2 separate regions of the Homo sapiens genome follow, and region 2 is linked to region 1. The links are chromatin contacts, found by Hi-C or POLR2A ChIA-PET in ENCODE. All regions are on one chromosome and are shown on one strand. Each heading gives the region's core, a stretch centred on a gene start or an enhancer-like site at or near the end of the contact. The rest is flanking DNA. Distances are from core to core; before and after follow the strand shown.

Region 1 (7,070 bases), core at 531-3,030:
CTCATTATTATTGTGTGGGAGTCTAAGTCTCTTTGTAGGTCTCTAAGATCTTATTATATGAGTCTGGGTGCTCCTTTTTTGTCATTTTTTATCTTTGTTGGTTTAAAGTCTGTTTTATCAGAGACTAGGATGGCAACCCCTGCTTTTTTTTTCTTTCCATTTACTTGCTAAATATTCCTCCATTCCTTTATTTGCATGTGAGATGGGTCTCCTGAATACAACACACTGATGGTTCTTGACTCTTTATCCAGTTTGCCAGTCTGTGTCTTGGGGCATTTAGCCCGTTTACATTTAAGGTTAATATTGTTATGTGTGAATTGGATCCTATCATTATGATGCTAGCTGGCTATTTTGCCCATTAGTTGCTGCAGTTTCTTCACAATGTCAATGGTCTTTACAATTTGTTATGTTTTTGCAGTGGCTGGTACCGGTTGCTCCTTTCCATGTTTAGTGCTTTCTTCAGGATCTCCTGTAAGGCAGGCCTGGTGGTGACAAAATCTCTCAGCATTTGCTTGTCTGTAAAGGATTTTATTTCTCCTTCACTTATGAAGCTTAGTTTGGCTGGATATGAAATTCTGGGTTGAAAATTCTTTTCTTTAAGAGTGTTGAATATTGGCCCCTACTTACTTCTGGCTTGTAGGGTTTCTGCAGAGAGATCCACTGTTAGTCTGATGGGCTTCCCTTTGTGGGTAACCTGACCTTTCTCTCTGGCTGCCCTTAACATTTTTCCCTTCATTTCAACCTTGGTGAATCTGATGATTGTGTGTCTTGGGGTTGCTCTTATTGAGTAATATCTTAGTGGTGTTCTCTGTATTTCCTGAATTTGAATGTTGGCCTGCCTTGCTAGGTTGGGGAAGTTCTCCTGGATGATATCCTGAAGAGTATTTTCCAACTTGGTTTCATTCTCCCCATCACTTTCATGTACACCAATCAAATATAGGTTTGGTCTTTTCACATAGTCCATATTTTCTTGGAGGCTTTGTTCATTCCTTTTCATTCTTTATTCTCTAATCTTGTCTTCATGCTTTATTTTATTAAGGTGATCTTCAATCTCTGAAATCCTTTCTTCTGCTTGATCAATTTGGCTATTGATATTTGTGTATGCTTCACAAAGTTCTTGTGCTGTGTTTTTCAGCTCCATCAGGTCATTTATGTTCCTCTTTAAACTGGTTATTCTAGTTAGCAATTCCTCTAACTTTTTTCCAAGGTTCTTAGCTTCCTTGCATTGGGTTAGAACATGCTCCTTTAGCTCGGCAGAGTTTGTTATTACCCACCTCCTGAAGCCTACTTCCTTCAATTGGTCAAACTCATTCTCCATCCAGTTTTGTTCCCTTGCTGGCAAGGAGTTGTGATCCTTTGGAGGAGAAGAGGCATTTTGGTTTTTGGAATTTTCAGCCTTTTTTTGTGCTGGTTTTTCCTCATCTTCCTGGATTTATCTACCTTTGGTCTTTGATGTTGGTGACCTTCAGATGGGGTTCCTGTGTGGACGTCCTTTTTGTTGACATTGATCCTATTCCTTTGTGTTTGTTAGTTTTCTTTCTAACAGGCCTCTCTGCTGCAGGTCTGCTGCAGTTTGCTGGAGGTCCACTCCAGACCCTGTGTGCCTGGGTATCACCAGCAGAGGCTGCAGAACAGCAAAGATTGCTGCTGTTCCTTCCTCTGGAAGCTTCATCTTAGAGGGGCTCCTGCCAGATGCCAGCTGGAGCTTTCCTATATGAGGTGTCTGCTGACCCCTGCTGGGAGGTTTCTCCCTGTCAGAAGTCACGGGGTTCAGGGACCCACTTGAGGAGGCAGTCTGTCCCTTAGCAGATCTCAAGGGCTGTGCTGGGAGATCTGCTGCTCTTTTCAGAGCCAGCAGGCAGGAACATTTAAGTCTGCTGAACCTGTGCCCACAGCCACCCCTTCCCCCAGGTGCTCTGTCCCAGGGAGATGGGAGTTTGATCTATAAGCCCCTGACTGGGGCTGCCACCTTTCTTTCAGAGATGCCCTGCCCAGAGAAAAGGAATCTAGAGAGACAGTCTGGCTACAGTGGCTTAGCCAAGCTGTGGTGGGCTCCGCCCAGTTCAAACTTCCTGGCCGCTTTGTTTACACTGTGAGGGGAAAACCACCTACTCAAGCCTCAGTAATGGCAGACGCCCCTCCTCCCACCAAGCTCCAGCATGCCAGATTGACTTCAGACTGCTCTGCTGGCAGTGAGAATTTCAAGCCAGTGGATCTTAGCTTGCTGGGCTCCCTTGGGGTGGGATCCTCTAAGCTAGACCACTTGGCTCCCTGACTTCAGCCCCCTTTCCAGGGGTCTAACTTTTTCTGTCTTGCTGGTGTTCCAGGCACCACTGGAGTATGAAAAAATTTCCTGCAGCTAGCTCGATGTCTGCCCAAATGACTGCCCAGTTTTGTGCTTGAAACCCAGGGCCCTGGTGATGTAGGTACCGGAGGGAATCTCCTGGTCTGCAGGTTGCGAAGACCGTGGGAAAAGCATATTATCTTGGCCAGGGTGCACTGTTCCTTACAGCACAGTCCCTCAGGGCTTTCCTTGGGTAGAGGAGGGAGTTCCCTGACCCCTTGTGCTTCCTGTGTGAGGTGACATCCCACCCTGCTTCAGCTCACTCTCCATGGGCTGCACCCGCTGTCTAACCAGTTCCAGTGAGATGAGCTGTGCACCTCAGTTGGAAATGCAGAAATCACCCACCTTCTGCGTTGATCTCGCTGGGAGCTACAGACCGGAGCTGTTCCTATTCAGACATCTTGCCAGCCACAATCCAACAGTGGCTTTAGTAAATAAGGAATTATTTTTTCCTACAGAGCAAGAAGTAAGAATATAGAAAATTGCTGGCATTGCTCCCATTGTTCATGATGCTGTCAAGGATATAGGCTCTTTCTACCTTGCATTCTCCTTCCTTCATTTGCTGGCTTTTTCCCCTTTGGCTGAAGGCCCCACGGTTTTTAATATGGCTACCACAACACCAGGCATCATATCCATGCAGGAAGAAGAAGAAAGAGGGAAGGGGAGAGTCCAGCTCCATTGGTCTCTTTTATTAGAAAATATCCCTCCTAGTTGCAAAGGAGAGTGAAAAAATGACTATATGGCAAAGGGAAAGAACATTGTGATTATCACCTTAGAATGGTTGTTCATCACCTCCTAGAGATGAGCACATTGCTCTTGTATACAGACAAGTTCTGATAGCAGAAACAGGGGAGATTAGTCATTGATTGGCAGTTTTTAGTCTTCCACTGTGGAGGAAGAAAATGGAATTGGTGGCAGTCTTGAAGGCCTTTTTGGTAGGTTTAGGAGTTTCAGCTTTATCAACAAATATGTAGTATTTAGTATGTGTCTCCAGTAATTGAATGTGTGTGTTGTCATAAACCATAAGATATTTCAAGAGTTTTAGGTTGAGTTATGTTTATAAAAATTTTTTATCATATTCTAGTTTTATGTACTAGAAAAAATACTTGTCAAATAGGCCTTACATAGGGAGGGTTTTTACAACTTACTTAGAAAAATAACCAGAAATGGTGGACCTATTTATCCACCAGAAGCCGGATGTATTCTGGAGCAGCCTATATGGTTTTAGAATTTCATCCAAATTTGATGCAAGGAGATGCAAGTACTCTCTACAACCTGGCAATGCCAAGTCCCCCAATACATGCCCTTAGTAGGATTTGTGAACACTTAGCCGACAAGTATATACTCAGTGTCTCATGTCTAAATGTGACACAAAAACAGCAATGAGATACTTTTGGAATGACATTTCATCTCATACACAGAATTTGCCTGACTATATGTAATTATGTTAATACTTCAAGTGTTCATTTAATTATCTTTCTGTTAAAATGTATTTAACTTATCATTAAAGTACCAATAATCTTTAGACCAATAAAGTAGATAGTAGGAGGTCTAAAATACAATGATTTATACTATTTTGGAAAAGAAAAATCCCTTTAAGGAAAGTGTTACAAATAAAATTTCTTTAACTCTTTAATCAGGTATTTTCCTACTTAGTGAATATTTATGTGTATGGAAATTCATCACAGGATTGCTTTTATGTCTTTGCTTTTAATACTTGGTGCTAAATTTTAGTGATTATGTAGATTGGTTAAAGTTTTGACCTTTTGGAAGTTTGTTTTCTTGTTGTTGTTATTGATTTTAATTACTTTGTAATAAATTCTAGATCTTTGTAAGATATGTGACCATTATTGGCATCAGTTTGTAAAAGCTATAAGCCATAGTGGTTTCCTTATATGCAAATGAAAGAATGCAGAGGTATACACAGAGCGATTCAGAGGCATATTCAGGAAAGGGGGAGATCATTACATCTTAACCTATTTCTATTTTACCATGTTCCTTTCCTGTGGGAAAACATGAAAATGTGGTGATTCATTAAGACATGTTAACCAGGAAGTAGAGTCCCTATGGCCATTTCACATCTAGAAGAAAAATTTTATAACTGTTGCTAAATAGATTTAATCAATAGGAACTAAGACTTGAGATAATGACAGATAAACAGAGGTACAAGTACTAGAGATATTGCCGTCAAAAATATTTGGTGATTTTTAACTGACCTCAAAGACCATCTACAAGCATTTTATTAGGATTCCTATGTTGTCATTCTCATATAACAACTTGATACCACCATTTCATGTAACATTATTCTGCCATATCTACTAGAAATTAAGAATTGTTGGGGGGCTAGCTAATGTGCTAGGTCCAGAATGTACATTTTTGGAGCAATCATATAAGGATCTAGCTATAAGGATTGTGGATCCATATGAATTCTGTAGGTCATCTCAAAATCTCTGCATATCTAACTTTATTTTTTTCTTTTCTTTCTCTCTTTCTCTCTCTCTCTTCCTTTCCTTTCTCTTTCTTTTTCTCTTTCCTCTTTCCTTTCCTTTCTCTCCACAGAGTCTAACTCTGTCACCTAAGCAGGAGTACAGTGGCATGAACATAGCTTGCTGCAGCTTCAAACTCCTATGCTCAAGTGGTTTTCCTGCCTCAGCTTCCTGAGTAACTAGGACTACAGGTGCGTGCCACCATGCCCAGCTAATTTTTGTATTTTTTGTAGAGATAAGATCTTACTATGTTACCCAGGATGGTCTTGAAGTCCTGGCTTCAAGTGATCATCCAGCCTTGGTCTCCTAAAGTACTGGGATTACAGGCATGAGCTACCATGCCTGGCCGGGATATCTAAGTTTTGTGTGTAATAACCTTATTTCTTGTGTTGAGGCTTTTCTCTACTATTATATATAATAGTGTAGAAAAAGGATATATATATATATATATACATCTCTCTCTCCTTTTGTTTCTGTGATGTATAGATCACTCACTTCAATTTTCTGTGGACAGTTTTTTAAACACAGATGTGTTTTTGTGACTAATGGTGGCTGTTGGGTTGTTAGAGATCCAAAGACAGAATAAAATCACAGGGAGAACCTTCAAGTATTACAGAGCAGGACCAAGTAGATGGTGTCTTTCTCCCTACCTCCATGCTTCCTTCCTCCCTCCCTTCTTTCCTTTGCTTGCTTCTCCTTTCTGGGTAGGCATTTGTAGGAACTGTTTTAGCCTCTAGAATCATACAATATTTGACAAAAGAAAAAAATAAAGATGGAGAGGCTCATAGCTGTAGAATTTGAATTGCTCACTTTTGACTCAATGCACTTTCTAACACTGCTTTTAAGTACTAGGTGACAAAATAAAATGATACACTACTTTACGGACATATATAGTTTTAGAAAGTATTCGATTGAGTTACAGAATGTTGTCCAGGCAATTAAGAACAGTATTTACCTATGTTCTTTATCTTGTGACTGGTTTAATGGGTCTACCCTGAGAATAGTTCTATTTGATGATACTTTCCCTTAAAAAGATACTAAGATATTTGTAGCTGTACAAAGTAAGTTACTTCTGTTTGAAGAGCACTGGATTCTTTATGAAAGGTGTTCATCCCATTATGATTGTATAATAAACATAAAGATTTTTAAATCACCGTTGTGTTCAAGTAGGTAAATGGAAACTCTGCAAAGAATCTGCTTACTACTGGGGATGGAGGTGGGAAGAGCCTTTTTGGAATGATGTGTTACAGAGAAACTTTGCTCTCTGGAGTCCATATATCATTTACAGCAAAAAGAAGAAACACATTGCTTATAGACGAGAGAGTCTTGGATTAGGAATTCATAATGTGCTAGGGGATGCTGATGAAGCTTCTACCTGGAATAATGAATGTGAACTGTACATTCAGGGTAAAAATAACATTAGTTATGAGATTCTCTAAGTTGCTTGACATGACATGTTCTAACTTATACTTTAAGCTTGACTGCCTTCAAATATCTCTTAAATAGCAAAGCTATATATAAATGAGCCCATTTATTTTGGATGACTGGTTATAGGAGTAATGCATGCCATTTCCATCATCTTATATTTCTAATTTAGCTGGACTGAAATGATGTTCATCTTTTATGATGGGATTAACATTTGGAAACTCTGCCAGTTTTCTAGATGCTGGCATTCTGTGGTTTGTAGAGCCTGTAGAACTGTCTTCTACTGGGGATGGGAGGCGGGTGGGATGGTTCAGGCTTGATCTACATGAAAATGCACATCACACCTGGTTTGCTCTAGGTGATTATCTGCTAGCTAGTGCGCTTTAGGAGCTGGTTGAAAAGGTGGAGTGTGTGTGTGTGTGTGTGTGTGTGTGTGTGTGTGTGTGTGGAGGGGTAGTTTTGCTTGTCACAGGTCATTTCTTGTTTAGTTGGGCTTGTTGAATCTCCTCATAGAAAACATCCATGTCCTGTTTATCAGGTTTCTTTAAAGTCCTTTTTCTCATTGCTATCCAAAATGCACTACTATTTTCCTGCGTGTCAACATGCCTTCTTTTTTCAGCATGGCAAACAAGGCAGCCTCCCTTCAAATGTATTCCAATTCCTACGGGCAAATATTTTCATCATCATTTATGTGGGTAATTACAGGTATTCCTTCTGTAATTTATAAAATTATAGGAAGTTTAATTTATCTTTGTTGTGGGTTTCGATTACAGAAAGTTGTCTAGTTCCAGCGCTTTGCTCTCAAATCTGTTGTA
Region 2 (6,722 bases), core at 376-2,875, 420 kb before region 1:
CTTGGTCTCAAAAAAACAAAACAAAACAAAACAAAAGCTTTGGCTCAGAGTTTGAACAGACTTAAATTTATTTCTAAGTCCCATTGCTTTGTAGTTGTATGATCTTGAGCAAGCTAACTTTTTTAGTTTCTTAATCTGTAAAAATGGCTTTACCAATAGAATCTATCTCAGGGGTTTGTTTGAGAATTAAAGGAGATAATACATGTACCATTTAGTGGTATACAGTAAATATCCACTAAATATTAATCAGTACTATTTTACAAATTGATGACTGCACTCAGAAGAGAAAGAGATGAGGCAGGATGATTCAAGGTTTGGGCCAAGGATGGTGAGAGAATGATAATACTATTCATTCACAAATAGTAAAGGTGGCCTATAGTTTGGGTGGGAAATTATGAGATCAGTTTCAGGCTTGTTAAGTTGGAGATGGCAGCATGTGATAATATCTAGCAAATTCTTTATGTGCTCAGATGGGAGGTTAAGTCTGGAGGTGACATTAGGGACACCATGTTCTTATGACCACCTAGCCATGGTTGATTGATCCAAGGTGATCACTTAACCTTTTCCCTTGACTGTACCCCCTGCTGAAATTGATTTATTCGAGACCTAAGCCTAAACTGAGCCAATCAAAAGCCTTACTTAGAAATCTGGAATTGAGACCAAGACATTACAACCCAGTCTTCCTGCTCTCTGGAACAAAAGAGATATAAATTCAAAATGGTCTGCACACAGGAAAATGAAACAGTCACACAGAAAAAGAAAACAAAATTGGTAGAAAACTCACATGTTTGAGTCTCTGATCCCAAGTATTCCTTATTTAGGCAGCTTCATTCTTGCCTAAGATCCTTAAATATGTTTGTAAAATTTATGCTAGTTCAAGTTAGGTTTCTATTACTTGCAACTCCCAACTAATACCAAGAAACCACATGCAGGTGATAACTGCAGACACTCGTCATGAATAAACTACCTGAGGGAGCAGGAAAGGAATGAGAGCAAAACTAACTTGGCATTGTGGGTGTCAGAGAAGCCAGGATAGGAACGGAAGGTTAGAGGGACAATTGTATCAAATGCTAGTCTCTCTCTCTCTTTCCTCTCCTCTCTCTCCTGGAGCTGGACACACTTCATCTCCTTCTTTTGGACATCAGAACTTCGGCCCCTCCAGCCTTTGGACTCTAAGGCCTAGTGGTCAAGGAAGATGAGGTCAGAGGAAAGCCTGCCGAATTGAGTTTTGGGAGTTCACTAGTAGCTTTAAAATTGTCTACCATTCTCAACAGACTAACTGTAATGAAATTTCAAAGTTAAAACTTTTTTGAATCTTGGCAAACAATGTTCCATCTTTTATAAGTCTCTTTTACTCAGAACACATGTTTAGTATGCCCGTATTTAATTTATACCTGTCTGTTAAACGGGTTGACTGCATTAAGTCTATGGTGGTGGTGGTGGTTCAAAATAGTCTGACCTTTTAAAGACAAGGTTACTGATTCCAGCTGAGTCATTCCCTTAGTCTTGAGGTTAGGAACCAGCTTAGAAACAGCTGAGAGTGACATCACTGTGGCCATTTGAAAAGGCAGAGAAAGAAGGGTACATCGGGCTGCTTCAGGAAGACTGGAATAGAGACCTTCACAGAAGAGAGAGGCCCCATATCAGAAGGAAGTGTGACCCAGAAGGATGGAGCTCTTCAGAGACAGGCTTCTTTGAGAATCAAGAAAGATTCAGAACAGGTGAATTGAGTAGATTGTGGCTTTTGGAAACTGAGTAACACAGTAGCAAATTGCATAGCGTTTTAAACACTGCAACCTGACTTAAGAGAGAATCCCCCTGTAAAGGTAAGGCTGAGGGATGGTCAGTATAAATACCTTAGGAAATGTAGGTTACCTCTTATCTACCCCCGGTCTCTTTGCTTTTCTTGTTACTGTGTTGTTCCATGTATTTGTGTTTGATAAGAAAATGAACCGATATGTGTAAAAGTGTGTGTATATGTGTTTGAAGGATAGACGGGAGGTTGTTGGTTGCCCAGATTTACATTTCTCCAGGCTTAAATCACCGTGCCTTTTACAGTAGCCAAAAGAGGCACACAGTTCTAGAAGCACTGACTGAGGGTCCAGAGGAGAAAAATTCAAAGATGTTCACTAATAGTACCAGAAAGACCTCAAGTCCCTCTGAGTCTCAGCTGTGGTCAAAGGAGGAAAATGCCATCCTAGATTTTTCTGTAACATATTTGGGACCTATTTGGAGAGAAGATAGAGGCATACAACTTTGAGTGCTTATAGAAAACACTAGTTTCAATTTGTACTGCATGTCACCTACTGACCCGTATTGCCCTCAGTATGAAATGTGTTGTTGCAGTGATCTCTAGCTGCTTTTTTGTTGTCGTTGCTTTTGAACCCCAAGTTAAGTATGATGAAAACCTTCCAAATCTGCCTAGATTACTGCCAAGAAAGAGATGGGTGCATACTGATCCCATGCCAGGCAAATGAAAAACTGGCAACATCCTGGGATGAGCTCTCCTGCTGCCAGTTTAGTTTTTGCTTACATGTGGCCAATGGTTGTCAACACTCATGATGAGGGGGTATAAGCATGAGCTTGTCACCTCAAAGGCTAGGTTACCAGATTTAGCATTGTTTAAAGAAGTAACAAGAAACACTAAAAGTTTAACATCTGACATGGTTGAATGTGGCTACTCAAACAATAATTTAAAAGAATTAGCAGTTCAAAAAAGTGATTCCTGACAAATTATATGAAGGAAAGCTAACTAAAAGTGCCATCTGTTATGATTAAAACTAGGTAAAATGTATACATGTATACAAACAGAACACAAAATAATACAGGAAAACTAATGAAGGTGATTTCTTGGAGTGATGGACATCTGGATGATTTTTACTAATTCCTGTTGATGTTATAATGTTATGGGTATAACAAATTTAAAGTAACCAAAATTGGTGGATTTACAGCAAGTGATGGTTTTTTGCTTGAAATACAATAAAAACGTCTTAACCTAAACCATTCTCATAATCATTGAATCAGAGTGGCCCAAGTCCAGATTCTTGTAAGCTAAGCAGTTATGTAGGATGATAGAGTGGTGAGGCCCCACATCCCAGGACAAAAACCAAAACAGCTCAGATATGGTAATAGGATTGCTTAAGTGGGGTTTTTTTCTCCATAAAGAAAGGCTAATAGCTAAACTCCAGAGCTGAGCTGTTGAAGAGTTACATGAGTAACTCTAGCCTTGTGGCTAGTTAGAAAGAGAAAAAAATATATGTCAATTTCATCTGGGAAACCATCCATAAAGATAAACAATAGGAATGGTCTAGTGATGACAAATTGTGCATAGCAAATTGACCAGAAAAAAGTCAAATTTTTCCTTGGGAGCAGATGAGTCTAACGTATTGGAAATATACATGTTCTGCAAAAGCAATTAGATCTGGAGTCCTTGAAAGGAGGCCAACTCAGCTAGAAAGCAGGAAGTTTCACTTCCCTAGACTTAATGATGTAGATGAAAATATGGATACTCTATGTCTGTCTGTTTACAATGAGCAGTTGTTTTGAGTATTAAACTCTAAGAAGACATGGCAATAACTTCTGTAAATCATAAAGCCTCTAGCTTAGATTTAGACAGCTTTAACAAACAGCAAGGTACATTAAAATTTTTGGATCTAAATTAATCTAGTGGTGAAAGGCACAAATTTTGGAGTCATGTAGATTTGGGCTTGAATTCCACTTTTTCCTATCTGCATGATCTCGGGTAACTTGCTTAAACTCTCTGAGTATGTTTCCTCATCTATAAAACAAAGATAAGGATAGTCTCTTAGAGACCATTGGGTTGTACTGAATGTATTCAGTAGATGACCTTATCTATTCAAGGTAATTTAAGAAGAAAGGAGAAATAATTGTAAAGATACAGGGTGCCTTATGAACCCCCAAGGACATGAAATGCGGTAGGCCTCAGAAACAAGTCAATCTAGGAATTGAAACATAGGCATCAGTGAGTACTGAGTGAGTTTGTCTTAGAGCCAAATGGTCTTTTGTCTCTACATCGTTTTTTATTCGCTCTAAAGACTTACAAATGGATCAAATATAGCCTATTACAGCATTTATTGGTTTTAATATTTTATATATCCAGCTGCAAATTCCTACAGATATAAATTTGATTAGCACAGTTTACTTGATATCAGGTGTCAACCTCTGGTCTAGTCAACTGTGACCTGGTGGATCAGGGTCTTGTCATATGAAGGTCTACCCCTTCCTGGAATGTGATGATAAGGTGGGAATAAAGAAAAAGTGATACCCATCTCTAAATTGAAACTTGACTTGCTAGGAACAGTATGAGGATCAAATGAGATAATGTATGTGAAGCATCTAGAATAGTGTCTACCTGATACATAGCTCTAAAATAGTCTGTGAAATAACGGGGCTGATGGACAAAGGCCAAAAAATCTCATTGGCTTAATCTTTGAAACCATATTTTGCTGCACCTGTCATCAGAGAAAGAAGCTCATAGAAACATTAGTCATGTCATACCTATGAACAATTATTTTCTTGTCCAAAGTGGTCACTCTGAGAAGGAGGCGTACCAGCAGCTGATGTGCTCAGGTTCTCCAACCTGGAGAATGCTTACATCTGCATCAGAGGCAAGACAGGGCACAAATGAAAGCTCCTTGCTTTAACATTGAAATTTTATTTACTCTTTTTCTTTTTTTTTTTTTTTTTTTTTGATATGGAGTCTTTCACTGTTGCCCAGGCTGGAGTGCAGTGGCATGATCTTGGCTCACTGCAACCTCCGCCTCCCGGGTTCAAGCAATCCTCCTGCCTCAGACTCCCGAGTAGCTGAGATTACAAGTGTGTGCCACCACTCCTGGCTAATTTTTGTATTTTTAGTTGAGACTGGGTCTCACCATGTTGGCCAGGCTGATCCTGAACTCTTGACCTCAAATGATCCACCCTCCTCAGCCTTCCAAACTGTTGGGATTACAGGCGTGAGCCACCACGCCCAGCCTGAAATATTACTCTTAACAAGCACCTCTGCTCTGGCTATGAGAAAGTATCTCTCCCAGGCAGAAAGAAGCAGGCAGTCTCCCAATGGACAAGCTTAGCTAAAACGCATGCTACTACCGAAGATAGGCAGTTTCAATCCTGCTTGAATTGGACTGTCAGTTTTTAGATTTTAAATATCCTCTTTAAGTAATGAAATTTTATAAAATGGGTATAATGCAGCTTTTCTGCTGCATCTGCAGCAGTTGTGGTGTTTAGAGGTGGTGCTGTCTATAAAAGCAAAATTATCTCAATAAACCTAAGTTCTATAATTGATATTGTAGGTAACTTTTTGAAAAAATTAAAAAATTCACTCACACTGAGTAGTTTCTCTTTTGTTGATTTGAATTTATTAATGTACCAAATTTTAAAAATGTCTTCTCTTGCTTAACTGTCAAGTTTTAAGAACAAAAATATAAAAGCAAAAAAGTTAGCTTCTCTCTGAAATGTTTTTAAGTGATATACTTGTGGGAGACATTACCTAATATATTTCCTTCTTTTCTCACTTGCAGCTTTCCAGTCTTTACCCTTTGGGTCTAAGTTCTACTTTAGTCTAAAATCAATATTTATTTTAGAAGCAAGGGCACCAATGCAGTTGTCAGGAAATGTCTCATAGAAAACCATGATGCACAGGTTCTGAGGGGAAATGTACCTTCTTGCATATGTTAGTGAATTGGCTATGGCAACTTATGGTTATAGGCTGGAGAATTTGGGGAAGAAACCCAGTCTTCCGCCTGGTTTAGAATAATATCAGGCATCTGTATTCTTCCTTCTGGGATCCAGTCCGCTTTGGTACAGACTTCCTGAAATTGCCCCAGATGAGCTTGATAAGACTGTACCTAGAGGGCCCTCCCTGCGGGGGAGTAAAGATAACTATGGTTTCATGGTGGATGCATCAAGTCTCACTGAGGTCTCAGAATTGCATGGGCATTGTGGATATGGACATCAGAAGTGCTCCTGTTAAACGGTTAGGGTTGGGTCAAGAGAGAGTGAAGGTAATGGCTTTACTGCAGATACTGGAGGAGCCTGCTCTGGGCCTTGCATAAGAGGCCCACTGTTTTATCAATGCAACCATCTTTCCTGAGCCTCACCCATGTATCCAGCTACCTTTCAGACTTTTCCATCTGGAAAATCCACAGGCATCAGCATGTCCAAAAATTGGACTTATGGTTTTTCCTACCAAAACCACGCGTCTTCCATTGGTGAATGGGGCTTCAGCCTTCATCCACTTACCAAGACCGGAAAGCCCAGAGTTATTCTTAGCAATTCCTCTCACAGTTGTCTTGTCTCCACATGCAGTTTCTTTCTCTCTCTCTTTCTTTTTTCTTTCTCTCTCTCTCTCTCCGTCCCTTCCCCTTCCTTCTTTCTTCTTTCTTTTTTTTTGAGACAGATTCTCACTCTGTCACCCAGGCTGGAGTGCAATGGCACCACCTTGGCTCACCGCAACCTCCACCTCCCGGGTTCAAGCGATTCTCCCGCCTCAGCCTCCCGAGTAGCTGGGATTACAGCTGCCCACCACAATGCCAGGCTAATTTTTGTATTTTTAGTATAAACGGGGTTTCACCATGTTGGCCAGGCTGGTCATGAACTCCTGATCTTAAGTGATCCACCAGCGTTGGCCTCCCAAAGTGCAGGGATTAGAGGCATGAGCCACTGCATCCAGCCTGCAGTTTCATTAGGACATGTCAATTCTA

What was found. A loop is a pair of places that touch in the nucleus more often than their neighbours do. ChIA-PET counts read pairs that join two places held with the same protein, here RNA polymerase II (POLR2A).
Region 2: a loop to region 1 is called in a map with no recorded cell type, with 4 times the contacts of the local background. The contact joins the promoter of TET2-AS1 here to the enhancer-like site in region 1. A Hi-C loop is called at or near these places in 1 of 37 single-sample maps with no recorded cell type. POLR2A ChIA-PET finds 5 or more read pairs at or near these places in 1 of 52 experiments (MCF 10A).

The regions. Positions count from the first base shown.
Region 1 is chr4:104,925,946-104,933,015 of GRCh38, reverse strand. No RefSeq gene overlaps it. Among named protein-coding and RNA genes, the nearest start is that of TET2, 220 kb to the left of the region's middle. RefSeq lists an enhancer at 2,028-2,367. Within about 2 kb of position 1,780, at least 5 of the 41 ENCODE cell types and tissues checked have a DNase peak (open chromatin) inside an H3K27ac peak, as active enhancers do.
Region 2 is chr4:105,347,784-105,354,505 of GRCh38, reverse strand. It overlaps TET2-AS1 (TET2 antisense RNA 1), which reads left to right and starts at 1,625. Exons shown (of 6, transcript NR_126420.1): 1 at 1,625-1,826.